Regions from separate parts of the Homo sapiens genome. Here region 2 is linked to region 1. The links are chromatin contacts, found by Hi-C or POLR2A ChIA-PET in ENCODE. All regions are on one chromosome and are shown on one strand. The core of a region is the stretch at or near the end of the contact, and the rest is flanking DNA. Distances in the headings are between cores, read along the strand shown. Region 1 has its middle 79 kb from the start of SMAD2. Region 2 holds the start of CTIF (cap binding complex dependent translation initiation factor).

Evidence for each region. A loop is a pair of places that touch in the nucleus more often than their neighbours do. ChIA-PET counts read pairs that join two places held with the same protein, here RNA polymerase II (POLR2A). Pooled maps may share reads with other maps.
Region 2: a map of endothelial cell of umbilical vein shows a loop between it and region 1 (4-fold over the local background). The contact joins the promoter of CTIF here to the enhancer-like site in region 1. A Hi-C loop is called at or near these places in 1 of 168 maps with a recorded cell type or tissue (endothelial cell of umbilical vein) and 4 of 50 pooled maps. POLR2A ChIA-PET finds 5 or more read pairs at or near these places in 2 of 52 experiments (AG04450 and endothelial cell of umbilical vein).

The regions. Positions count from the first base shown.
Region 1 is chr18:48,006,398-48,013,085 of GRCh38, reverse strand. No RefSeq gene overlaps it. Among named protein-coding and RNA genes, the nearest start is that of SMAD2, 79 kb to the right of the region's middle. RefSeq lists silencers at 4,686-4,735, 4,746-4,855 and an enhancer at 4,531-5,444. Within about 2 kb of position 4,670, at least 14 of the 41 ENCODE cell types and tissues checked have a DNase peak (open chromatin) inside an H3K27ac peak, as active enhancers do.
Region 2 is chr18:48,537,781-48,544,477 of GRCh38, reverse strand. CTIF (cap binding complex dependent translation initiation factor) reads right to left here and starts at 5,447. Exons shown (of 12, transcript NM_014772.3): 1 at 5,166-5,447. RefSeq lists enhancers at 376-1,150, 1,151-1,927 and silencers at 3,082-3,561, 3,882-3,971, 4,402-4,761, 5,262-5,341.

The sequences.
Region 1 (6,688 bases), core at 3,421-5,920:
GCTATATGCCCAAGAGAAATATATCCATATGATCATCAAAATACAATTATAGAAATATTTATAAGCAGCATTATTCATAATCGCCAAAAACTGGAAACAGTGCAATGGCAAAATAGATGCATAAATGGTGATAAGTATAAGAGGGGAAGAAAGAATGGAAGGAAGGAAGGAAGGAGGGAAGGAAGGAAGGAGGGAAGGAAGGAGGGAAGGAAGGAGGGAAGGAGGGAAGGAAGGAGGGAAGGAAGGAAGGGAGGAAGGGAGGGAGGGAGGGAGGGAGGGAGGGAAAGGGCTAGAGGGTGGAAGATAGGGAGAGAAACAAGTAAATAAGCTAGCTCTTTCCTAGAAAATAATTTCACCAACGTTTCTGTGACATTCAAGAAAACAACTGGGACTTGGAAACAATTAAAAATAAATAAACAAAAGTATGCCACTAGACTCTAAAGTCAGTGGTGTGGGAAGCAGAGGTTATCAGTGTTCAGAGGAGAGAAGACTCCCACAGAATAGGGCTGTCAGGAATGAGCTCAGGGAGGAAGGGGCTCAGAGGGCCCAGGATCCTGAGAGGGGTTTAGTAAGGTGGGTACTGAGCCCCGCAGATTCCAATTCTAACATTATAGGAAGTCTCCTTCTCTCCATACCCATGCTCCTGCCCCAATCACACCCTTGTTAGCTAACCTGGACCATAGCAGAAACATTCCCCCTCTAGATTCCCAGCCTCTTCCCCACCTTGCGTCTGTAAACCTTGACTTCAATGGAAACCAGAGTGATATTTTCAAACTGTCACCCAGATGCTGTCACCTGCGTGCTTCCTCCCTGCCTACAGGAAACAGTTCAATCTCCTGGGGGCCAAAGCATTTCAGTGAGACATCTGCTCTTGCCTGGCAGCCCCCGCCCAGGCTCTTATTGGCCCCTGGCCTCCCCTCCTGCCTGCCAGACTGAAATTCCCTTCCCACTCTGCTCCATCTGCCGACATCGCCCCACATTTGAGGGCTCCATCCAGCAACACTTCCTGGGTAACCCCTTCCTGACCTCCCAAGGAATAGGGACAACTCCCTTCCTCCGATCCCCTTGGGGCCCCCTGCCTACACCTATGTGACCTGGTCACAAGCCTGTCTTCCCTACCAGACCTGGGCTCCATGGGATCATTCCAATTCCCTGCAGACTGACACAGGGTCTGGCCCCAAAGAAGAGCTCCATACACACTGAGTTAACAATCAATGCTATCTTGTACTTTCTAAGTACACTTTCCCCTTGCAAGTTGCTTTTATGCATGATTTCATTTGATTCTCAGAATAAACCCCCCAAATTATCTCCATTCACCAGGTGCAGAAGCTGAGGCTTAGATACATGGAGGGTGTGGTCCAGGCCCATCTGGGAGTGTGTACAAGAACTCCCACCTGCCCAGAACATTGCCCTGAGGACAGTGGCTTCTCTCTTCCAGGTAGCTCCTTTAAAAGCCACTAGGATAGACTGGGACTCCAATTCTAAAGCAGTTCAGTGAGTCCTCCACAAAAGATTTCCAGAAGTCATTCCCAAACATTCACCTTGGCCTTTCCACCACATCCACCACCTCCTCCCTGAGCCAGCTCTTCCCCTTCCAGTGAGAGCTTCCCTCACTGCCCTGAGTGACCCCACTGATCTGCATGGGCCCAAGCTCGGGGCAATGGGCACCAACACCAAACCTGCAAGAAACCTACCCTCTGTGCCTCAATAGGCCATCTGCCCGGCTTCCATCAGATCCTGCCTGGCTTCCTTCATGACCTGGTCTGCAATGCTAACTATGGTGACGTGAAAGGAACATTTCAGCCAGGAAAGCAGGCTGCACAACCACAGTGCACTTTCACCCTGGCAGTGCAGGGATTTGCCGCTGTGTCCCTCCTGTCCCCCCATCTCTCCCCAAAACCTCTCCCCATACCCCTGACCTTCTTTAACCTTGGAAGGACCAAGATGGAGGCAGCAGCTGCAAGCTTACTTTCCTGTCCCCATCCTACCTCCCCACCTCCTCACACTATCTGTTGCCTCCCCAGCCTTCACCCAACACACCTGCATTCCAGAAGCTTCAATGGCAAAGTTTATTGTCAAACCACCCTGGTCTCCTACTGAGCGGAGCCAGCTCCTGACAAGGACCTTGTTCCCAGGACCCCTAGAAGCCAGAACCTTGCTGCAATTTCAGGATATTGAAACATGCAGCCAGGACAGCCTCAGCACAGAGGACTGAGGCCCCTGCCCAAGCCCCATACTTTTGAGGACTCCACTCGGGTCCTCCTCCTGCTGTCTCTCTCCCCACGGGTCAGGAGTCCACAAGGCAGGGTTGGCAGATAAAATACAGGATGCCCAATTAAATTTGAATTTCAGATAAACAAATAATTTGGGGGGTATAAGTATACATTTGGGACATACTACTATTAAAATATTATTTGTTGATTATTGATATGGTTTGGCTGTGTCCCCACCCAAATCTCATCTTGAATTCCCACATGTTGTGGGAGGGGCCTGGCTGGAGGTAATTGAATTATGGGGGCAGGATTTTGCGTGCTGTTCTTGTGAGAGCCAATAAGTGTCACCAGATCTGGTGGTTTTAAAAAGAAGAGTTCCCCTGTACAAACTCTGTCTCGTTGTCTGCTGCCATCCATGTAAGACATAACTTGCTCCTCCTTGCCTTCTGCCATGATTGTGAGGCTTCCCCAGCCATGTGGAGATGTAAGTCCATTAAACCTCTTTCTTTTGGAAATTCCCCTGTCTTGGGTATGTCTTATCAGCAATGTGAAAACAGACTAATGCAATTATCTAAAATTCAAATTTAAATGGGTGTCCTGTGTTTTAATTCAGCGGTCCCCAACTTTTTTTGGCACCATGGGCCAGTTTCACGGAAGACAATTTTTCCACAGACAGGGCACAGGTTTGGTTTCAGGATGAAACTGTTCCACCTCAGATCATCAAGCATTAGTTAGATCCTCATAAGGAGCAGGAAACCTAGATCCCTCGCATGCACAGTTCACAATAGGGTTCTCGCTCCTATGAAACTCTAATGCCTGATGATCTGACAGGAGGCAGAGCTCAGATAGTAATCCTCATCCACCTGCTGTTCACCTCCTGCTATGCAGCCCACTTCCTAACAGGCCATGGACCAGAATAGGTCCACGCCCAGGGGTTGGGGACTCCTGTTTTAATTTACTAAATCTGGTAACCCTAGCACAAAGTCAAGGGACATGCCCACCTGGAGCTCATGCCCTCCCTTTCGGATCATGCTTCAGGTACCCAGGGCCCTGCCCAAAGGTCCTGGGGCCCACATGGACGAAAATTATTATCTGAGCTCTGCCTCCCGTCAGGGGCCCACTTTAGGGCCTCTGCAGGTCCTCTTCCCGCAGCTGTCTGCTCTCACCAGTGTACACACTACCGGGCCTGAGGATTAGCCTGGGGGGTGTTTGGCTCTCGGGTGGGGATGGAGCTTGGGCTGCAGGCTGGGTGTCCATGCCTGCTCTGCAAGATCCTTACGGCGAAGTCAGAGCCTGGGCTAGGGAAAGGAAGGGGCAGACCACCGACCAGGGCTTCCATCTGTACTTCCGCCCAGCCTAGTAATGTTTCAGCAGGCCTGGCAGCAGGCACAAATGGCTCCTCCCAGAAGCCAAGCAAGGCAGTCCACACCTGTCACTCCTTACCCACTTCCCGCCTGCAGAAGTGTCCAGGTAGAGGAGTGGAGTCCCCTGAGGGAGCCTGTTTGCTGGCCAGGGTGGGACAGCGCTGTGGTCATGCCATTACTGGCTTCATTGTTCAGGAGAGTATCCCAGGCCAGGGTTGCAGGAAAACTGGTAGCCGATTGGAATTTAGTGGCTTTCCTATCAGGAAGCTGACAGGGCCCTGGCAACATCCCTGAGCCTCAGTGTCTTCAAGGGCAAAAGGGGAAGAGTTCCTACCTCTTGGATGGTTGTGAAAATTAGCATGATTCCATAAAACTATGGAGACAGTAAAAAGAGCAGGAGTTGCCAGGAGTTGGAAAGACGGAGGGTTGAATTTCTGGAGCAGTGAAAATGCTGTGTGATACCGGAATGACATGGCCTTACACATGTCATACCCATGGAGTGTACAGCACCAAGGGTGAACCCTAAAGAAAACTGTGGACTTTGGGTGACCCTGATGTGGCAGTGTAGGTTCACAATGGCAACCAATGCATGCCCTGGTCTGGAGGTCGAGAGTGGGGGAGGTTGTTCGGGGGTGGGTACAGGGGGGAAATGAAACTTTTTGTACTTTTGGCTCAATTTTATTGTGAATCTAAAATTGCTTGAAAAAAATAACGTCCATTAACTTTAAAAATGAGGTGTGGTAAAGAACGGACGAGTGCTTACACACAGTCATTCAACAGACATTTACTAAGTGCCTACGACGCGTCTGTATTTCTACAGGACCACTAAGCGTGAAGCAGGTAGAGTGAGACTTAGGACCCCGGGAGAAAAACCGCCCCTGGAGGGCGCGCCACGGGTGTGCGGTGTAGACGCGGGCGGGCCGGCGGCGGAGGAGGAGGTCCCGGCGCCGACCCCTGGAGCGGAGGCAGCAGCCGGGCGCAGCGAGACAAGTAGGCTGGGCTGGCCTGGCCGGCCAGGTGCGGGGAGGAGGCTCACAGACTGCGGCTAAGCCTGAGTCCGAGCCCAGCTGCGAGGCGGGGGCCGGGGCATGGGAGGAGGAGCGGGGAGGAGCCGGGAGGGGCGGGGGAGGTGGCCCGGGGGCGCGCCCCACCCCCAGCCCTGGCCCCCGCCCCCGGCCCAGCGCCCCCGCGTGGCCGCCGCTCGCAGTGCGCAGCGCAGGGAACAAAGCCCGCGGCGGGGCGGGGTCGGTTCGGCGGCTGGGTCCGGGCACCGGGATTCTGGGAAGCACCGACGCCCGAAACAAAAGCAGCTGTGCTTCTAGGCACGCTGTTGGAGATTATTCCGAGGAGCGCAAGCTGGGAGGGAATGAGGCGCTGTGACACCCCCTTCCCATTGGCAAAGGTTGCTTCCCCAGCCCCACAAAGCTCCATTCCGAGCGCTGGGCTGGCAGAGACCCGACTCCCGGCCGAGATGGACTGGAGAGGGGAAGAGCACAGGGCTAGGGAGCGGAAGCTTCGGGTCACTCTACAAAGTCCCGCAGAATGGTGCTTGCGGAGAGCACAGAGGGGATGGCCCCAGAAGCCCCACTCTCGGAGGCTGTGATGTGGACTGAAGTTAGTAGTGGGGCAGAAAAGCACATGGAGGAGCGTCCGGGCCCCCAGGCTCGCGGACCTGCAGTCAGCTGGAGAGGGTCAGAACAAGGGAGTCTCTCTGCTCTGAGACCCCTCAGCACCCCTCACTCTGCTGGGTCCCATGGTCCCTGCCATCTCCTGCCCGCAGAGGCTACCTTTACTCAGCACCACCCTCCTCATGGGCAGGGGAGGAGATGCCACTTTCCCCTATAAAACATCCCAGAGCTGCCTAAGGTGGCAAAGGAAGGAGACCCTGGTGAGGACAGGCCCTCAGTGCCACTCCTGCTCCAGTGCCCTGGCCCGAAGCTGAGCATGGACCTCAGCCTGAACCCAGGTGTTTGGCTGAAACCCGGCCGGAGCATCCACTAACACCTCAACGGGGGTCAAGAATGATGGGGGGAAACAGAGGCAGACCCTCCTGAATCCAGACCAAGCTTGTCCAACCCGCGGCCTCTGGCCGCGTGAGGCCCAGGATGGCTTTGAATGCGGCCCAACACAAATTCGTAAAATTTCTTCAAACAGTACGAATGTGTTTTTTTGTGATATTTAAAAAGTTACTCAGCTATCGTTAGTCTTAGTGTATCTTATATGTGGCCTAAGACAATTCTTCTTCCATTGGGACCCAGGGAAGCCAAAAGACTGGACACCCCTGATCTAGACCCTCTGCATTTGCAGACACTGCCTGTCTGGTCAGCTCCATGGGCCCATTTATCTTTGCGCCACAGCCCACTTCCCAGTGGGCCACAGCAGGTCCCCTTCCGCCTCCCAAGGCCAGTCCCAAGAAGGAGACGTCCAGAGAGTCTCCTAGGATTACCCACCTTTTTCCCAGAAACTGACACGCTGAGGGTGGCCTTGTAGAGTCCAGCAGGACACTCACTTCAGCCCAGGGAACACACGGAGTCGGCCAAATCAGTCAGGGATGTGGACTCATTCCTTCCACACAGTCCTTGGTGGTGGGGATCCGCTCTTCACCAACTCACTTGTGCTTCTACACAGGGCACCTGTGGCCAGCATTTCCAAGGAGGATGCTGGTGGTGCACCCCCTGTGGACAAGACGCTGTGGGAGCACTTTACATCATCCTATCCAGCCGAGTGGCTTCCCTCCCGCACAGCAGCCAACCTGTCTCTGGTCTCATCCTAAGCCCGGGGCAGTTTCCCTCAATCCTGCCTGCTATCCCTGTTTCCACTTCTAACCTCAGACACAAGCTTCTTCATCTGGTGGTGGTTTTCTTAAAATTACGACCCATACCTCATTATCTGCTGAGGCTGCAACTTGAAAGCTTTGGAGAAAGCACCAGCAGGGTGGTATTAACAGTTGATTAAATACAGTTGTTGTCATTTGCATTATTGCTGCAAACTCCTAGACATCAGGTCTTTGGTTAAGAAGTCATCTCCCTACACTTATATATTGTTAGTGGGAATATAAATTAGTCCAGCCACTGTAAAAAGCAATTTGGGCCAGGCACAGTGGCTCATGCC
Region 2 (6,697 bases), core at 4,198-6,697, 530 kb before region 1:
CTGTTCATCATAATGATGTCAGACAGCAAGCCACCTCAGCCCTGAGCACTGGACCTGAAGTCTGAAGTCAGGGTTCATATCCCTGCTCTACTGCTTACTCGTGACTTGGGCATGCCACTAACCATGAAGGCTCAGCTTCCTGCTCTGCAAAATGGGTATAACAACAACTGCCTCACAGGCTGATAACGATAACCACCTATTATAAAAGGCAGATGGGATAATTTGTGTGAAATAGTTTGCAAACTGTAAAGCCAAATCAAGTGCAGCGTATTAAAGTAGCCCCAGTGTCAACCAACCACTATCCAACCTTTCTGTCCTTCTCCCTACCAGTAGTTTTGTCCTTACTTGAGTCAGTTGAGAATCAAATGAAATCTGTAGATTCTCTTCCTAGAAAAGTACACACGCATCCCAGCTTTGCAAACACTTCCAAAAGGTTCCTGAGGACCCTGCCTCAGGGCCAGAAAGCCACAGACCAAGCTTAAGAGCACTGTAGGACACCAAGACACCCTATATTTCCCAAATACAGACCTTCATTTGCTCATGAATGCCAAAGATGAAGATAAGGCAGGAAGGGCCAGTTGTGAAGGAAAGAGAAGTCAAATGAATTTCAGAGCCCTTCCCAGAACCAGAAGACAGGAGAGAAGAAGATAAAGAGTTCTCACTCTTTGGGAAGAACCTAACTTTTTTCCAGAAAGCATTACGGTACATAGAAAGAAGATTGGATGAAATCTCAAATTCCAGGATTTTTTACCCACTCTGCTAAGGGCTCACCATGACCTTAGGCAAGTCATTCCACTTCCCTAGGCTTCAGGTCTTCACGTGAAGATCAGATCATCTTCAAAGTCCTCCCCAGCTCTGGGTGCCGGAGATCCAAGGATGTGTCTGTTCTCACCCCGTTGTGAACCACAGCTCTGGCCTTAATTCCAAAGTCAGAGGCATGCTGAGAGCACGGTGCTAACACAGGGAGAAGGCCACCATTATAGCAAGGTTCTAAATTAAACCGCACACAGCGGGAGGCAGGGGCAAAAGAAAACCCAAACCTGAAAGGAAGCAGCTGAGCTCAGGGTGCCGGTGAGTCAGCAGTGAGGCCCAGAGGTAGACGCCCCCTCCCCCTGCCAAGCCAAGGACATCAAATGGGGCTGTGTTATCAGGTAAGTTATGCAGAAATGCCACCACGTGTGGAGAATTCTCAGAAACTGCAATTTGCCTGCATGTTTGTACCTCCTGTTCTCTATCTGGGCTCAGGATTCTCTCTCCAACCTAACCACCCATCTCCTGCCTCCTCCTTCATGACCTGAGCTGCAAACAACATAACCTTAAAACAAGGGCAATGGAGCCCAAAACAGAAATGAAATTAGAGGACAATATCTGGGACCAGACGGTGAGTTTGGGATTAGATAAAAAGCAGACTTGTATTAACACACCTACACAGACCTGTAAGGCAGAAACTCCTACACCCAGGCAGGGCCTGAGTGAGACCTTGACCAAAGCCACAGCCTGTCCCTGAGTCACAGCACATCTGAGCTGGGGCGGGACCACGGAGAACATCTCCTTAGCTCCGTGTCGCCAGAAACCTGTTGGTTGGCTTCAGGGTAATTTCCATCAGCTGCCTAACTTCCACAGAAGAACATACCTCTGGGCCCTCCCGGGAGGTTGCAAACAGCCTGAAGTTCAGGGTAACAAGGCTATCAAGGTGTTTTTTCCCCATCGCTTCCTTCTGCATTTGCTCTAGAATAAGAACTGGCATCTTGGGCCCCTTGAAACCAACATATGTGAAACTAAGTTCCAGGGTGACTGCTCTAAAATATTTATGATTTGTTCCCTCCTGTAGGCTGTGTTATTGCATTGCAACTTAACTATCTCTGCTCTACTATCTTTGTAGAGAAGCAGAGTATCTGGCCTAAGTGAGGCTGGTGCTTCATAAACATTTGCTGGACTTAATTAACATTTGTTAAGTTTTCTTTGTATGCACTTCTAGATACACAAACATGTAGGTGCCCAGTACATATTGAGTGAATGGTTAATTAATTGATTAGTTGGCTAAACTTAATAACCCTCCAGGCTGTCTGACAGCCTTCACATGCATGAATTCTGAGAAATCCATGCAGGCATGTATAAGTTCTTTGCTCCTTGAATTCAATAAAGACTCAATGAACACAGCCATACAAACACAGGTAAGTGTTACATGAACAGGCATACCATATACATTTATTATATGCACATATGATTCTGGTAGAAACTGGATGTATCACAGCTGCTATCCATTCACCAACAGCAAATTATTAAATGCGTGGTAATAACAGCAATGCAGACTTCCGTTCTTTAGTGGCTGCTCTCATTAGGAATGGTTAACAAATCAAGAGTGTTTTGAGAAAGAATATGTGTCAGCATAATATACTCTATTTTTTAGCTTCAGTATTTCCTGAGGTGTCAAGAATCCATACTCAGAAAAAAAGTGGCCACTATTAATTAAATGCCATAAGCTGAGAAAAGGGGGAATGTGGCCCTTCCCCCACCCAGAGGCCTTATGCAAGCCACATTTTTGAGCCTCAGTGTGTTCATCCGTAAAATGGGGCTAATACTCTCCTACCTCACAGGACCCTCTTAATAAATGCTATGATATCTGGCGGGGGAGGGGGGAGGTTCTGGGGGAAGAAAACCTGCCCTGTAAGGTCATACAAACATATTATTATTCTAGCAAGCTGTTAATCACTGATGACACTGTGCCCTAGAATGTGTTACAAAATTGCTGCCTCTGAGCATCCATTATCCAGGACAGATACTTGACACAGATGAGGTGATCTGTGTGTAAATCGAATCCTGTGTCAAACACTCAGGAGTTTCCCCAGACAACCTGAGCGTGTCCTGGCCATCCTCTAGCGTCTGTTCGGTGCATTCTGTTCACGTATAATTGGGTTTTCTTGAAAGCCAGGCCATCTCCTCGCGCAGCCCGAGCCTGCTAGGAGCCTGGATTCCTGAGGTTTTCAGCCCAGATCGGGCCCTGGGCAGGAGGAACTGGGAACGGACAGCCGGCGGCCCCTCCCTGCGCTCTGGGCGGCTCCTTCCTCTCGGCCCTGGCTCCAGCAGCGGCGGCGCTCTCTCGCGCTGTGTCACTTTCGCCCTACGGAGGCTCTAGCCGCGGCCGAGCCGGCGGCTCCAGCGGCTTCCTCCTTGGTCGCGCGGGCCCCTGGACTGGGGGATAATCCTCGGGCCGCAGAGACACAGCGCCGGGCGGGCGGCGGCCTGGGCCGGGCTGGGGCGCGCTGGGCTTGGGCTCCCACTGTCCCCAGACTGAAGAGCCGGGGCTGCGGTTGGCAGTCGCTGACTCTCTCCCCGGTCTGCGAAGGCAGCGGCGGCGAGCGCGGGCACGCACACCCATAGAACGCCTCGGTGCGGGGTCACCCCAGCGTGGACTGGGGGCGGCGCAGCCAAACCAACCCCCCGCGCCGCCGGGTGGACCCCCAGTCTGCCGGGTCACGGGGCGTCGCGGACGCGGAGGGAGGGGCTGTGTGACTCCGGCCGCACAGCGGACCTGGGACTCCTGCACCGAAGACCAGCACACGCGACCCTACGGTCTTCCCCGGCCCACAGCCGCACGGTCCCCTCTCCAAGTAACTCGGGCGCGCGCGCGCGGGGACACACGACCCCGACTTAGACAAGGAGGGGGCTGGCGGGACAGGTCGCGCGGAGGATCGGGGCCCACGCTTGTCCCCACTACGCCGCGGTCTGCGGTCCCCGCCCCCCACACACACCGGAGCCGTGTGTACACACAAACAGCCGGGCGGGGGAGGCGACGCCTCACTCCTCGGGGTGGAGACGCACGCGGCGCCGCCAGTCAGCCCTCCCCTCTACACGCCGCACACCCCGCGGTGCTCACACCCCCCAGCCCCAACCCTGAAAACTCCGCGGAACCAAACAGAGCCAACGCCGCCCAGATAACGGGCTCGGACCACCCCCCTCCCGATTGTCTTTTACCATCAATAGAGAAACACTCGGCTCAGGCGCGCGGTGTCCCGGACGCCCCCTCCGGCCACATCCAGGCACCGGCACGCGGCCCTCCGAGGCCCCAGACCTTCGCCGCAGCCCAAGCCATCGCCCCCCCGCCCGCCCTCCCCCATGACCGGCGCCCGGGACAGTTACCTGCTCGTCGTCCTGATGAACCCGAGCCGGAGCCCACCCCACGGCCTCTCGGGTCACTCGCCACCCAGAGGTGGCTTTTCAGAGCCTGTCAAGTGAACCCCTCTCCGCCGGGCGTATCTATTCCCCAGGCCCGATTGCACCGCAGCGACAGGAATAATAAAAAAAGCCAACAGAACCACAACCGTTGGGAATAACCAAAGGGGAGACCGCAACGGGTCCACCGATTTGGTTTCTTCCTCTGCTCCCATCCCCCGCTCCCCCCGCGGCCCGCGGGCTCACCGGGGACGCAGGGAGGGGGCTGCGCCCTGTCTAGACGACAGCCATCCACAGACATCCCCGAGCCCGCGGGGACGGGCGCGCACACTCACACACGCCCGCTGCCACAGACACAATCAGTCACCGGGGAAGGGAGGGGCGGCGTGGCGACACACTCTCGGGGTCCCTCCCGCAGCCCCGAGTGCCGCAGCCCCCGGCCCCCAAACGCCACCCCGAGACGGGCTCCCTACCTCGGCGGAGCGCGGTCTGAACAGCTGCAAGTTTGGCTGATACTAAACCAACTGCTCGATGCAGCAAATGCGGGCTTCAAAACAAAAGGGAGAGGAATCGCGCTCGCTCTTTTCCTCCTCCCAGGTCGGAACCCGGCACATGACAGCGGCTACACCGCGCAGCTCCAAAGCGAGCCGGGCTCCAGCCGTGCGTCCCCCAAGAGCCCCCCTTGGCGCCGGAGCTCCAGGGCCACGACACCCCGCGGGGCGGGGAACCCGGCAGGGAATGGGACAAACCCAGGGAGGGGGCGACACTGTGGAGTGCAGTTCCCCACCGAGGGGGAGGAGGGGATGGTAGATGGGTGCGGACACCCCGCTGGCCCAGGAGCAGGGATGGGGGGAAGGGGGCTGATTGTTTGGGGCGGTTTTCCCGGATTTATCTATAAGCACGCCCACGTCACGCAGCCCTCCTCCCGGGTCCCCGAATCGATCAGCAAGCTGAGATGACTATAAGAGGAGGACGGGCGAGGAGATGCTCACCTCGGGGTTCCTCTGGCCGCCGCGCCAAGCCCGAGTCGGGGGTGGGGGAAGGGGGCAGGGAAGGGGAAGGGAGGGACGAGGCTCCGGAGAGCCGACTCCTGCCTCGAGTTCGGAGCGTCCCAGCTGCGGAGGGGATCGGGCGCCCCAGCGCACAGACCCAGCAGAGAGGGGAGGGAGGGAGGGAAGGGAAACAGGGAGGGAGGGGCGGGTAGGGGGGAGGGAGTAGAGGAAGGAAAAAAAATGATCCCTGATCTGACACAGGGAAAGAGAATGTAGGAGAGTGACGTTCAGGCCCCGCCCTCCCCTCCGGCCACGTGCAAAGACTTGAAAGGAAAGAGGGCGGCTGGAGGCCTGCTGGGTAATGTAGTTCGCCTTTCTTTTCCAGGATGGCGGGCCCTGGAGAGCAGGGTGGCCCCAGGACGCTCGGGATGTCGCCTTAGCTGCCAAGACAGCCCAGTCTAGCGACGCCAAAACCCGCCGCCCAGCGACCCCACGGCGCTGGCGCAGCCCTGGGTGGGGGCCTCTGCGGTGGGAGAACTGGGGGCTTAGGCGCAGTCCAGGCTTACAGGGAAACGTTGGTTTTAGAGTCCGAAAGGCTTTAAGGATGAGAACGTCCGTGCCGAAAGTGCAAAGTCTGTGCTAATGGCAGATGAAAAGGAGCTTTGTGTATGCACTGGGGGGCCCAAGTGGCGTGATTAATGCTGCACTAAATGCCACCGTCGGTTATTGAGATGCATATGTTATAATTAACATTTGAGCATCTCTGTGTCGGGGGCTGGCTGTTGTAATTAGATACGCACTTTGCAACCAATTAATTTTCCTTCGGCCAAGCTAAGGGCTGGGACGGGGTGGTTGGGAGAATTCAACGTAGTGGATAATTCAGTAATGACTTAACCAGATCACCAATGTTTTGGTTAAAACTGAGCTTGGCACAGAGAGGCCTTCAGGAGAAATACTGAATAAAATACTGTATGCCCCAACAGGGAAGGGGGCTAGAAATTCATTAGAGGAACTGTGTGATGCAGTATAAACTGCTGTAGAAACCCATTTATTCATTAGTTTATATTCACATTTAGTGAGCACTTTCCACAGACCAGGTGTGTCTAGGAATGCCAAAACAGGTAAGACTCACAGTCTCTGCGCTCAAGGAGCTCAGTCCAGTATTAGGGACTACAGTCAATGAAAGTATTATACAAGGGATAAGTCAGCGCTTAACACAAAGTGCTGTGAAATTCCCCCCACCACACAACCTGGAGCAGCCAACTGGATGGAGGGTGGGTGGGGTCTGGGAGAGGGTCAGGAAGACTTCCTGGAGGAAGTGATACTTGAGCAAAGAATTTCTAAGTTTTTTTTTCTTTTTTTTTTTTTTTGGAGACTGAGTCTCTCTTTGTTGCCCTGGCTGGAGTGCAGTGGCGTGATCTTGGCTCACTGCAAGCTCTGCCTCCCTGGTTCATGCCATTCTCCTGCCTCAGCCTCCCAAGTAGCTGGGACTTCAGGCGCCCGCCACCACACCTGGCCAATTTTTTTTTTTT